Linked DNA regions of Homo sapiens: region 2 is linked to region 1. Evidence: chromatin loops called from intact Hi-C (ENCODE). Cell type or tissue: mammary epithelial cell. All regions are shown on one strand. Links, peaks and the distances in the headings refer to the core of each region. The heading gives the core; the rest is flanking DNA.

Region 1 (5,392 bases), core at 227-5,226:
TTCCCAAGCAGAATAACTAAAACCTATAAACAGCCCTTAGATCAGTACAAGTTATGTTTTGCTATTGAATAGATTAAGAGAAAACTCAGCTTTCAGAGTTTCTGGACCTAAGAATATGATGAAGGCACTGTTGCAGGAAATGAGTGGAGGCTGGACCACAGTGGATGAAGAAAATACATCTAAAAGGTGAGGAAGCCAAGGCAGATATATAGTTTTTTTATTAAAGGAATGAGAGCAAGAGAGAGGGATTGTTTGAAGGAGAAGCCATGTCAAGGAAATGATTTTTTTTAAAGATATTAGAGCATTCGAGCTGTTTTGTAGGTAGAGGGGAAGTAACATGGAGAAATGAAAACATGGACAAATAGAGAAAAATATAACAGAAATAATGGAAAGTAAAAGGCCTCAAATGAGATAGAAGGGAGGGTGGCCCAAGAGCACAGGGAAAGCCAGCAGGTAGCCTCCAACGGGGCTTCCTCTCAGACTCAGACTGGACCTAATGGTACAAGGTTAGAATAAAGGAATAGAGAGTATAGATTAAAGGAATAGAATATGGTATGTAGTCTATATGTCTTACTTTTTTAAGAGAATCAGTCTCTTTGTAGCCTATTGCCAGGGTAAACCTTATTGCAGACTTCATATTCTAATTTTATCAAAAGCAAACACATTAATTATTTTCTAACTCTATCAAAACATTCATGCACATTCATTTACGTTTATCTATGACAGACATTGTGCATTCCTACTTGTGTTGGCTTTTCTTTGGAGTGGCACACTTTATTCAAAAAGACAGATTGGTTAGTATAAATGGTATAAGTTGGTTAATATAATTAAATCTAAAATTATAATAATAGTAAATATTATTATAAAGAAATCAAAACTGCTTTCTCAGAAAATTGTCATCATTATTTTCATTGATGAGTTTCTCCCAGCATGAAAGATGTACGTTTTAGGGACCGTGCTCTTGTTCAATTTAACATACAGAGGAATGCCACATAGGAAAAAAAGAAAAAACAACTTGAATTTCTTGGAGCTGTAGTTGACCAAGTAGGAGAATGATTCATATTACTTTCCTGTAAATATTTCTATTTCTTTCCTTTCCACTGATTTCACCTGCTTAGGAAGTCTGCTATGACAGTTTATTAAATCATCACTTCACGGTTAAAAAGAAAAGTGCCAATTTTAGCAGCTGGAATCCACATTACCCCAGCCTAAATTCCTCAGTAAACTAGAGCAGCAGTGAATAATGTATTTACAGTATGGTGGATTTATTAGTACCACATCTCTTCTCAGCTTCTCCTTTCCTTAATCCCAGCTCCTTTTTGTTTGGTGTAGTACTGTAACTAATTAGAGTATTTATAAACTAAAGGCTGCTTTGAATGTTCATGGCCTTCACAGAGCTAAATCAAAGTGCCTTCTTCAGCCTCAAGATAAACATTTTGTTTCATTTACAGCTGGAAATTTCTCATATGTTACTATTTGAATCCCAAAAAAAACCACATGCAAAAGCAAAATGTTCACTATTGTGGTGGGCTTTCTCTACCTTATCAACCACTAATCTTTTTAAAGTTTCCTTTTTTCTTTAAGAAAACAATCCATATTTTCAAATTCCCTTGGATGTTACCTTTTAGCTCATAAAAGTTCTGAGTCAAGTTTCTGTTCAGTGTACCAGTTTTCACAATTGTAATTTCACTAATACTTAGCAGCCTAGTCTAAGAACAGATGTGGCATGCAAGTTAAACATGATTCCCAAAAACAATAAAAAGAGATTGTTCATTTTATATAACCTATTTCTCCACTAATGGTAAAGTGGTGCTTGGCCACCTCATAATAAAAAAAAAAAAAAAAAACAGTTTCTTCATCTTTCTTCTGAGGCAGAGTTCTAGCCTGAATCATAATTTTTTTTCCAGCATTATATAAGATGCAAGGAAATTACATTGCCTGACAAAAAGACACTGGTGTGTATGAAAGGTTTAGTGTGGTAGGAAAACCTTTCATTGAGAGAGTAGGCCTGGGTAGGTTTGTGGGGAAACTGAGTTGAAGTACTTTACACTATTTGTGGAATGAGATTTTGTTGCAGAAATCTGGTACTAACAAATAGACAAATCACCCTAATATTTTCCCCACTGAGAAATACGGTACCAAGTTTCCAATCTACTGTTTAATTTTGCTAAAATAGAACACAAACATTAAAAAATATACTGGATTTCAGGCACTGCATATACGAGTAGGCCTATTGTTCAGCTGACATTTTTGTCTTGTTTTCATATGCTTATGTCAAGCATGCTTGACACCTAATATACTGGAAGCCACATCACTAAAGAAGACAAAAATGGCAACAGCTATCATTTACTAAGTAACAAGCACTATCATTAACTTTACATGTGGTATCTTCTAATGACTAGCTGATTCCTTTTGCTTCATTTTCTCCCCCCAGCAACGGTAAGTGCCATTTAGAATAAGACTGTGTTATCTTCTTACATATTCAAGATTTTTCCATTTCTTATTGTTTCCCCCAATTTGTAGCCACTTTTGTACTTTATCTAAGATACATATTTTTTGTTGCTGTTAGTGGACTTTAAGCATGAATATCAAACAGCAGCTAACCACTTTGTGCAAAAACTGACTTTCTATTTTGAAAGCCACTTGAGGGAGCTCTACCTCATTGTTTAATTATGTTAGCTATCTCCTCCTCTTCCTCAAGGAAGACTTCAAAATGAACTGTGACTGACTTCGTTTCTGTTTCACTGCCACCAGAACCTTCCCTGCACGGTAACATTTTTCCATTTTGAAGAAAACAGGCATCTTCTCAACTTTGGTCATTAACCATTGTAAAAATACTTTTGCTTCATTCATGCTTTCTGGGATTTTTATATCTGTGGGTTAAGCTCACTCCAGTTGGGTTATTTAGAGTATGCAGTGTTTTATAATCTTTTTCTTTCAGCTCCAAAAGATGTGCTCCTTCCTCATAAACCATACCCTGAGGTCTCTCAGAGCGAACCTGGTAAATTAATTATTTCATCCTTCTGGCTAAGAAGTATATTTTTCAAAAAAAAAAATTCTTGAAGTAAATATATTTTTAATGGTTGTGATATGGAAGAAATTTAGAGAAAAAATATGGGTATAAAATGCATATTTCTTGTGGGTAAATTGAATCATCTGGTTGAAATATTTTTCCTTGGTGAAGTGAGGGAATAGTATATAGGTTCATTGAGTAGATCACGCTAAAATTATAAATATCATTGTTAACTAAGCCAACGCTTATATCCTTTCAAAATGTAAATGTAGCTACATTACAACTATGGATGTACTTTTAAGTAAAAAAAAGTGGGTGCCTACTCGAAATTTTCCCCAAAGTGACAGTGAATGAGAACTTCAAAGTTTTAGTTAAACTAAGTTCTCTGATTGGCATCTAATGTGAAGAATTTTCTCTTATTTATTACAATTCTTAGAGAACATTTAAATTATTAAATCAATGCATCTAAAAAATAAGGAAACTATTTTGACTTTGCCAGGTAGTAATTCTCATAAATATGTTCCTTTGGCTTGCTTTTGGCATAGTTCTGCAGCCTGTTACCTTTAGATTTGAGCCACCAAAGACAACAATAGGTAATGGTTTTCCCATATTGACCAACTCTGTTTTCTTTGCTACCATCAAGATTGCAGGCCTTTCTCAAATGATCCTGTTGAAACATCATTTCTTCTCAATCCATTCATCATTTCATTCTCATTATTATTACTCTTTCCAAAACAGAAAAGCAATTATTTCAGTGTTGTAATGGGTTTGCTTTGAAGACCACCTTAAGACATTACTGAATACATCTTCATTTACTTCATCTATCTCCATGTTTCAAAATGAGTCCAGTATGTTTACTAATGGTGCCCATTTAACAATTTCCATTGGTTTAGTGGTTCTCAGCTGTAATGTAACATACTAGTATGTGGTAAGTTTGAAAGATACTGCAAGTAATTATCAATATTGGTCAAAATACTGAAAATTCCCAGTGATTTGTTACTTGAGTCTACTCAAGCAGACTCAAGGAGATGATACCAACAATGATGATATTCTCACTCATTTGGTAATCATGCATGCTCTCTTGAACGGGGGAGAGAGGGACAGAGCTACAGCCAATAGTCCAGGACTGTGTCTAACCCACACCCCATCTCAACCAGCCATTCTGATGGATTGGTTCAAGAACAGAATGTCATGTAGTATGTGTCCTGGTGGAAAAACAGTTGAGAACCATTTTTCTAATATTCCGCAGTCATTTTTCTGAAAGTCGTGTGCACACTTAACTTTCTTCTTTCCTTTTTCTACTTCAAATGAAGGAATTTCATGTAATACCAATCTGGTCTGGTGCTGGCTTTGAATCTAAAAATTTACAACCTTGGTCCTTTTCTTTTTGCAGCTCCTCTAGAGACACGAGGCATCCCTTTTATACCCATGATTTCCCCAAGTCCTAGTCAAGAGGAACTACAGACCACTCTGGGTAAATTTCGTTTTAATATTTGTTCAAAGAGAGCTTGCCTTTTAGGAATTTCCCTTAAAGTAACCATAATACATTATGTTCACAGATTTTTTCTAAATAATAGGTTATTTAAAAATCCATTTCACTCAATACTTTTACATTAACTGTGTATTTGTCCTAATATTTATGCTGATTTTCAATATAAAATGAGAATGTTTTAACACATCTAAGATGTGTTAAATTGGCTCTGGTGATTAAGTGTGATTTAGAATACTTAAGAATTTTAAGTATTCTAAAAAGAAAAATGTTCCTAAATCAATGCTGTTCTTTTTTGTTGCTTTTTCTGTATTTTAAACTGCATTTGGGAAGAAAAATTACTTATCTAGTATTTATTAAGCCTTTACTGGGTGCACTGTTAGGTGATGCAGTTCTAACAAGAAACTTTTAAAGAGGAGTCCTTACACTAGAGGGCTCACCCTCTAATATGAAGACAGGACTTGGTTATAATACTGCAGCCTCTGTGCCACCCAATACACTACATGCCTTTTTAAAATGTAAACCATGTAACTCTGTGAAGTAAGTTCTATTACTTGTTCCATTTTACAGATTAGAAAATTGAGGCGTAGAGGGTTTAAAAGTTTGGCCAAGGTGAAACAGCTGGTGTCAGAGCCAGGATTAGAATCTACACACTCAGCCGACAGGGTGCCTAGGATTAACATCAATGTTATACTAATTACAATGAGTGTGATAGAGAAAAGAGCAACATGTTGAACAAACAAACTACCTGGAGAAATAAGGAAAGGCCTCTCAGATTAGGGTCATTTACACTGGGTCTTCAAGTTGGAATGAAAGTTGACCAGTCAAAGATGCAAATGGTTCTTTGAAGTTACGGACAGATGGGAAAGAGGCACAGGGCAAGGAATGAC
Region 2 (5,392 bases), core at 264-5,263, 150 kb after region 1:
CCCAGCTTTTAGCTGAACAAAGGAGAAAATCCTATAACACTGACAGCTTTTCCTTTTGTGCTCCTGGAGTTCTGAGCCACTGTGTAAAAAGCCCAGCCACCTCGCTGAAAAAAAAAAAAATTGCATGAAAGTCCTCTGAGACTGTATGGAGAGGGAGAAAGATGCAGCTGCCCCAGCATCCTAGGTGAACCTCCAGATGACTCTGGCCCAGCCGCCATCTGACTGCAAGACTCCAGCAAGACCAGTAGAAAAATTACCCAGCTGAACCCAGACAAGCCACAAAATCATTAGAAATAATATGTGTTTCTATCCACTGAGTTTTGGGGCAGTTTTTTTAATATAACATGAGGTAATAAGTTCTACTGTAGATTTGCAAGCTTATGTGAAGGCCATCTGTAGAAGAGGCCCTATATGGAGTTTTAAAATTTTTATAATAGAAAACTCTGCACATTAGTAGATGAACTCATGTTTAAATGTAGAGAAAAAGTCTCTTGAGTTTTAAAATGTAATTTATATTTAAAAGTCACTTATACATTTTAAAATAAGGCCAAATACAATTTTTTAATAATTTCCCATAACAGTGTAACAGCTTTAAAACAAAATTAGGTAATATTCAGCTTACTTTACGTTTAAAGAATGAAGCTTACATGAAGATTTAAATTAGGTAAAAATATTTTTAATTTGTTTCATGGCCTATTGTTACTGATGCTATTCTTTATAATTTAAGTAGACTAATGATTACTGCTTTTTTAAATGGTTTATACATAACAATATTTCACATATCTTTTCTGCAAGACTTTTCAGAACCTTATTTTCATCAAGAATCTCCCTTGGACTAATGTTTCAAGGACCACATTTTGGGAAATGCTTGCTGATTGTCAGATGGTCAAGATGTCCTGAACCACATTTTGAATGTAAATCATTCCGAAGGACTATCCCTTTATTGGAAGATATAATTTCTGGGTGTACAACCAAGTGCTCTTTAAAATTGCCTTTTTTTCCCTTCTCATGCTTACCTAATGTCTTTGCTCTAAAAGAGCAGCTGTTTCTCTTATTTTGTCTGCAGGCCGGCCTTGTTTACCAGCAATTTTCAGAAGGCAGTATGAGTGAATGTGTATGAGTGTGTGTGTGTGTATGTGTGTATATGGTGTGGTGTGTGTGTATGTATGGTGTGGTGTGTGTAGTTCATGTATATATTCTGTGCTAGCCCACATGTATATCTTCAGATTGGCAGAGAATGCAAGATTTCTCTTAATAAAGTTGATTTCAGAAGTAAAATGTGATATTCTTTTTTGTACATGTATTATTTTCCTTATTGCTTAAAGGCAGATATATCCTTATATCCCCTTAAAGGCATGTTACACTTTCATGTACACTATGGCAGACAGTTCCTCGCCAATAAAAGTTATAAAATCTCTACTCACTACCATCTAAAGCCTTCTGGATTTTTCAGACTGCAAGACCTCTTGGAATACCATTTCCCAGGTTTATTACTATGCCTAAAGTTCTAACCTTCAAATGCCTCTCTATTCTTAATAACTCATAATTTGATGAAGTCTATTTGCCCATTATGTATTCTTTATGTTTTTACGATGTTTCATCATGACCTCGCTTGATCTTTGGATTCCCACACTGAACAAAAAAGCTTTCATTCAAACAGAACTCAGTCCATCTGCTTGACATTTTAGTTGAGATTTCTGGACAATTCAAAATTTCATTAAATCTATTGAGAGGTTTAATGACCAGAACTGCAAAAAGTACTCAGAAGAATCTTTTTATATAAAAGTAAGATTAGAGTCTAGTTTTTATCTAATTTTATCAATTATAATCCACAGGAAGAAGAGGTGATTTTCAAATAGCCTGGCCCTTCTTATAGATTATTACTATATAGATGCTCCTCAACTTACAATGAGATTGCATCACAACAAACCCATCGAAAACTAAAAATATCATTTCACCTTACCATATTTTCAATTTACAATGGGTTTATTGGGACATAACCCTATCATAAATCAAGAAACATCCTGAATGCTATCACTTTTGCAACATCTTAAAGCTGAAAAATCGTAAGTTGAACCATGGTCAGTAGGGGACTGTTTGTATTCTGTGCATTATTATTATATGGGAACCTGTCCAAGAACAAAGAAAATTTTATAATTCAGGATTTTAAAATCAATAAAATTTTGTCTTTATTTTTGTTTTGTTTTTTCTCTCTTTAAAAAAAAAAATTTGTTTGAGATGTGATCTTGCTGTATTGCCCAGGCTTGTCTCAAACTCCTGGGCTCAAGCAATCCTCCTGCCTTGGCCTCCCAAAGTGCTGGAATTATAGGTGTGAGCCTCCATGCCTGGTGTTTATTTTTATTTTTGTTTCCTGATGAATTTTAGTGGTATCTTTGGTTGCATAATTGTGCTAGAAAACATATTGATGAAAGAGGAAAAAAATCTGATGACAAATGAAAAGAGTGAGGTTTTGGCAAAGAAACTAGTTATGCAGCAACTATGACTCATCCCTATGGGACCAAATAATTGTCAGTACAACTGTGGTGATGGTAGAAATACAAATAATGAGACAAATTTAAGAGGCATTTAATTTTACATGACAAACATGTAATTTTCCTTCAAGGCACTTACCACAATTTGTAATATTCAGTTGTGTAGATATTTTTATAATGTCTGCCTTTTCCCCCCAACAGTGTATATTTCATGAGAGATGGGAGATTATCTGTCTGTTCATAGTTTTGTATTCAGCTCCTTACAACATAAGCACTCACTATAAAACTTTTAAATGAATGGCAAGAGACTCATTTAATGTGAAAAGGGGAAGAAAAGGAATCGAAAACAATTCTGGCTCTTTGGAGAAATGGCTGGTTCAGGTATGAGGCAGAGAAAGTGAAAGATGATCATTTTGCTTTTGATTGAAATAAGGAAGTGACTAAAGACTGAGACGTGGCAAAACAACATGAAGGGGCTCCCTCTGGCTACACTGGGAAGTATGCTTTTTACAAAAGAGTATAGCAAACAAATATAGAAAGAGTGATAGCCTAGAAAAATCACCATTTTTCAACCACTTAATGTAATAATTTGTTCCAGTAAGGATGAGTAACAAGATCATTAAGTAAAAGATTTTTGGGAAACAGGATATCATGCAGCCTCAAAGTGGCACCCCACGAGTCATCTATTATTTACACAGGGAAAAAATGTGGAAATCTGGCAGACATCACTTTAAACGAGGAATCAAACTTACAGCCAACAATAATGGGACATACTGATACGCACTTCTTGTTGTGTCACACTAAAAAAAATTCCATGATTGCAGTATTCCCACCAAAAATAATTAACCTGCATCTCTTCATGAGGAAAATTTCAGACAAATCTTCATTGTGGAACATTTTTCAAAGTAACTGGCCTGGATGCTTGAAAAATTTCAATGTCATGAAAGACCAAACAAACATGAAATGTGAAGTTGACAGAGGAAACACACAGTAAACGGAGTAAATTAATAAATGAACAAGCTTCTAAAAGACCGCAGGCAGTTAAAAAAATGTAGCATGTGACAAAAAATAATGAATGGGATACAAAATTGGACCTCAAATGAAGGGGTCAAGGTGGAGAGAAGTATTTGTTTATAGGTCATTATTTAAAATTAGAATTTAATGTATGGGATTCAAAAACTTTCACCATTTGAAAACTATATTTTTGAAAAACGTTTCACCATTTGAAAGCTTGATATATTTTTTAAATTACTTTTTTAAAAAATTGCTGTTTGCAATGTCTCTTTCCTTAACAAATACAAATTGCTAGGCATGGTTCTATTCAACACTGAGGAATTATAGCATTAATGAGCTGCAGGACCACATAAATTTTACATGACAAACTTGTAAATAAGTGGCATATAATTTTCTTTCAAGGCACTTGCCACAATTTGTAATTACGTATTTATTTGTGTGTATTTCTTAGCCTTTCCAGGCCTAAATGTCCTCCTCTGTAAAATAAGTACCTCTCTGAGTTCTTGCCTAGTTCAAAGACACTACTCATGAGAATTCTCAGAGTAAATTATATCAAGATAGCAATTTCTCTTCTGAAAAGAGCCTGCTTCTGCTCTTACCTGGTGACAATCTGAAATATAACTGTGAGAGCCAGACCAGTAACAGACAGTGCACATCCAACGTTGGATAATATGTCAAGTGATTTGGGATATTGATAATCCTTTTTGAAAGTCTGAAAAACAAGGTAAGACTCATATTTTTAATTAGTCATCCCTGAAGTGTTAATGAAAGTCAACATCACAGAGTTACATGGGTCAAAATAACCAGACAGTTGCCAGATATATCTTCCTTTTGTAAAGCTCATGATATATTTAAAAGCGAAATACATTAACCCCTTATTGCTGAGCAGTTTACCTGAAGTATACAGGCTTGAGAATAATTATCTAACTAATTCAGTTAAGGAAAAATATACAGTCATGTCTTGGTATTTGCAGGGGGACTGGTTTCAGAACAACTTGCAGATGCCAAAAGCCATGGATACTCAAGTCCTGCAGTTGGTCCTGTGCAACCTGCTGATGTGGAAAGCTGACCTGCATATACCAGTTTTGCACTCTGAAAATACTGTTATTTTCCATCTACGTTTCCTCATGGATGCAGAACCTGCCAATGTGGAGGGCAGACTTTTTTATTGAAAACAATCCACATATTAAGTGGACCCATACTGTCCCATGTGGTTCACAAGTCAACTATTTATACTTTTCCTTGATGTCTAAAATCAAAATTGTTTGAATTAGATCTAAATTGTCAAAAGTTGCCTCACTTATTCATGACATTATTTTTATGTGTAACTGGACTCTAAGTATATCTAAATTGATGCACTAAAAATAAAGTTGCAGAAATATTTTCATAAATATGGAAAGATGCTCATACCCTGTTAATTTTTTAAAGGAAGCCTTATTTTTATGTAATATAGCTATATATCTCTCAACATGTTTGCGTGTGTATATATATATGAAAATATGTACCATATGAGTATGTAATCTTAGAAATCTGGTGAGGTAGTGGTGGTGGTCACAGGGTGGGTTGGATATGTATAGTTCATTTTGCTTATCTGTACTTTCTGATTTTTTTAAGTTGTTAAAATTAGAAAAGCAATGTATTCTTATTTGTAAAATATGAAAGGAATATAGAGGCATAATAAAGAAGCATATGTTCCTTTATACTGCCTGCTACCCCACACCATACCTACCTCTTGAGAGCCTGTCTTTTTTTCTTACATGCTTAAAAATACTATCTATGTCTCTTACACAAACATACAGGGGTTTGCTAACATAATAGCATTATGCTTGAATTGCCATTTTACTTTTTCATAAACATTTTTCCATATCAGTATATTTTTGTTTGGT

The links. A loop is a pair of places that touch in the nucleus more often than their neighbours do. Peaks named below come from ENCODE experiments on the same cell type or tissue, not always from the same donor. Only the 100,000 strongest peaks of a DNase experiment are listed, where the experiment ranks them.
Region 2: a loop joins it to region 1, with 5 times the contacts of the local background. A loop is called at or near these places in 4 of 110 quality-filtered maps.

Annotation. Positions count from the first base shown.
Region 1 is chr3:100,794,018-100,799,409 of GRCh38, reverse strand. ABI3BP (ABI family member 3 binding protein) reads left to right here. Exons shown (of 68, transcript NM_001375547.2): 52 at 2,942-3,001; 53 at 3,559-3,606; 54 at 4,407-4,487. LOC124906260 (a long non-coding RNA gene) reads right to left here. Exons shown (of 2, transcript XR_007095986.1): 2 at 1-5,392. Among named protein-coding and RNA genes, the nearest start is that of TFG, 87 kb to the right of the region's middle. RefSeq lists a silencer at 1,011-1,305 and an enhancer at 3,114-3,283. In mammary epithelial cell, for the core only: a CTCF peak has its summit at 2,645 (motif pointing right); no DNase peak of the experiment used is centred there.
Region 2 is chr3:100,648,521-100,653,912 of GRCh38, reverse strand. It overlaps ADGRG7 (adhesion G protein-coupled receptor G7), which reads right to left. Exons shown (of 16, transcript NM_032787.3): 11 at 4,106-4,218. Among named protein-coding and RNA genes, the nearest start is that of ADGRG7, 42 kb to the right of the region's middle. RefSeq lists an enhancer at 2,878-2,927. In mammary epithelial cell, for the core only: a CTCF peak has its summit at 2,966; a DNase peak (open chromatin) is centred at 2,482; H3K27ac peaks cover 341 bases.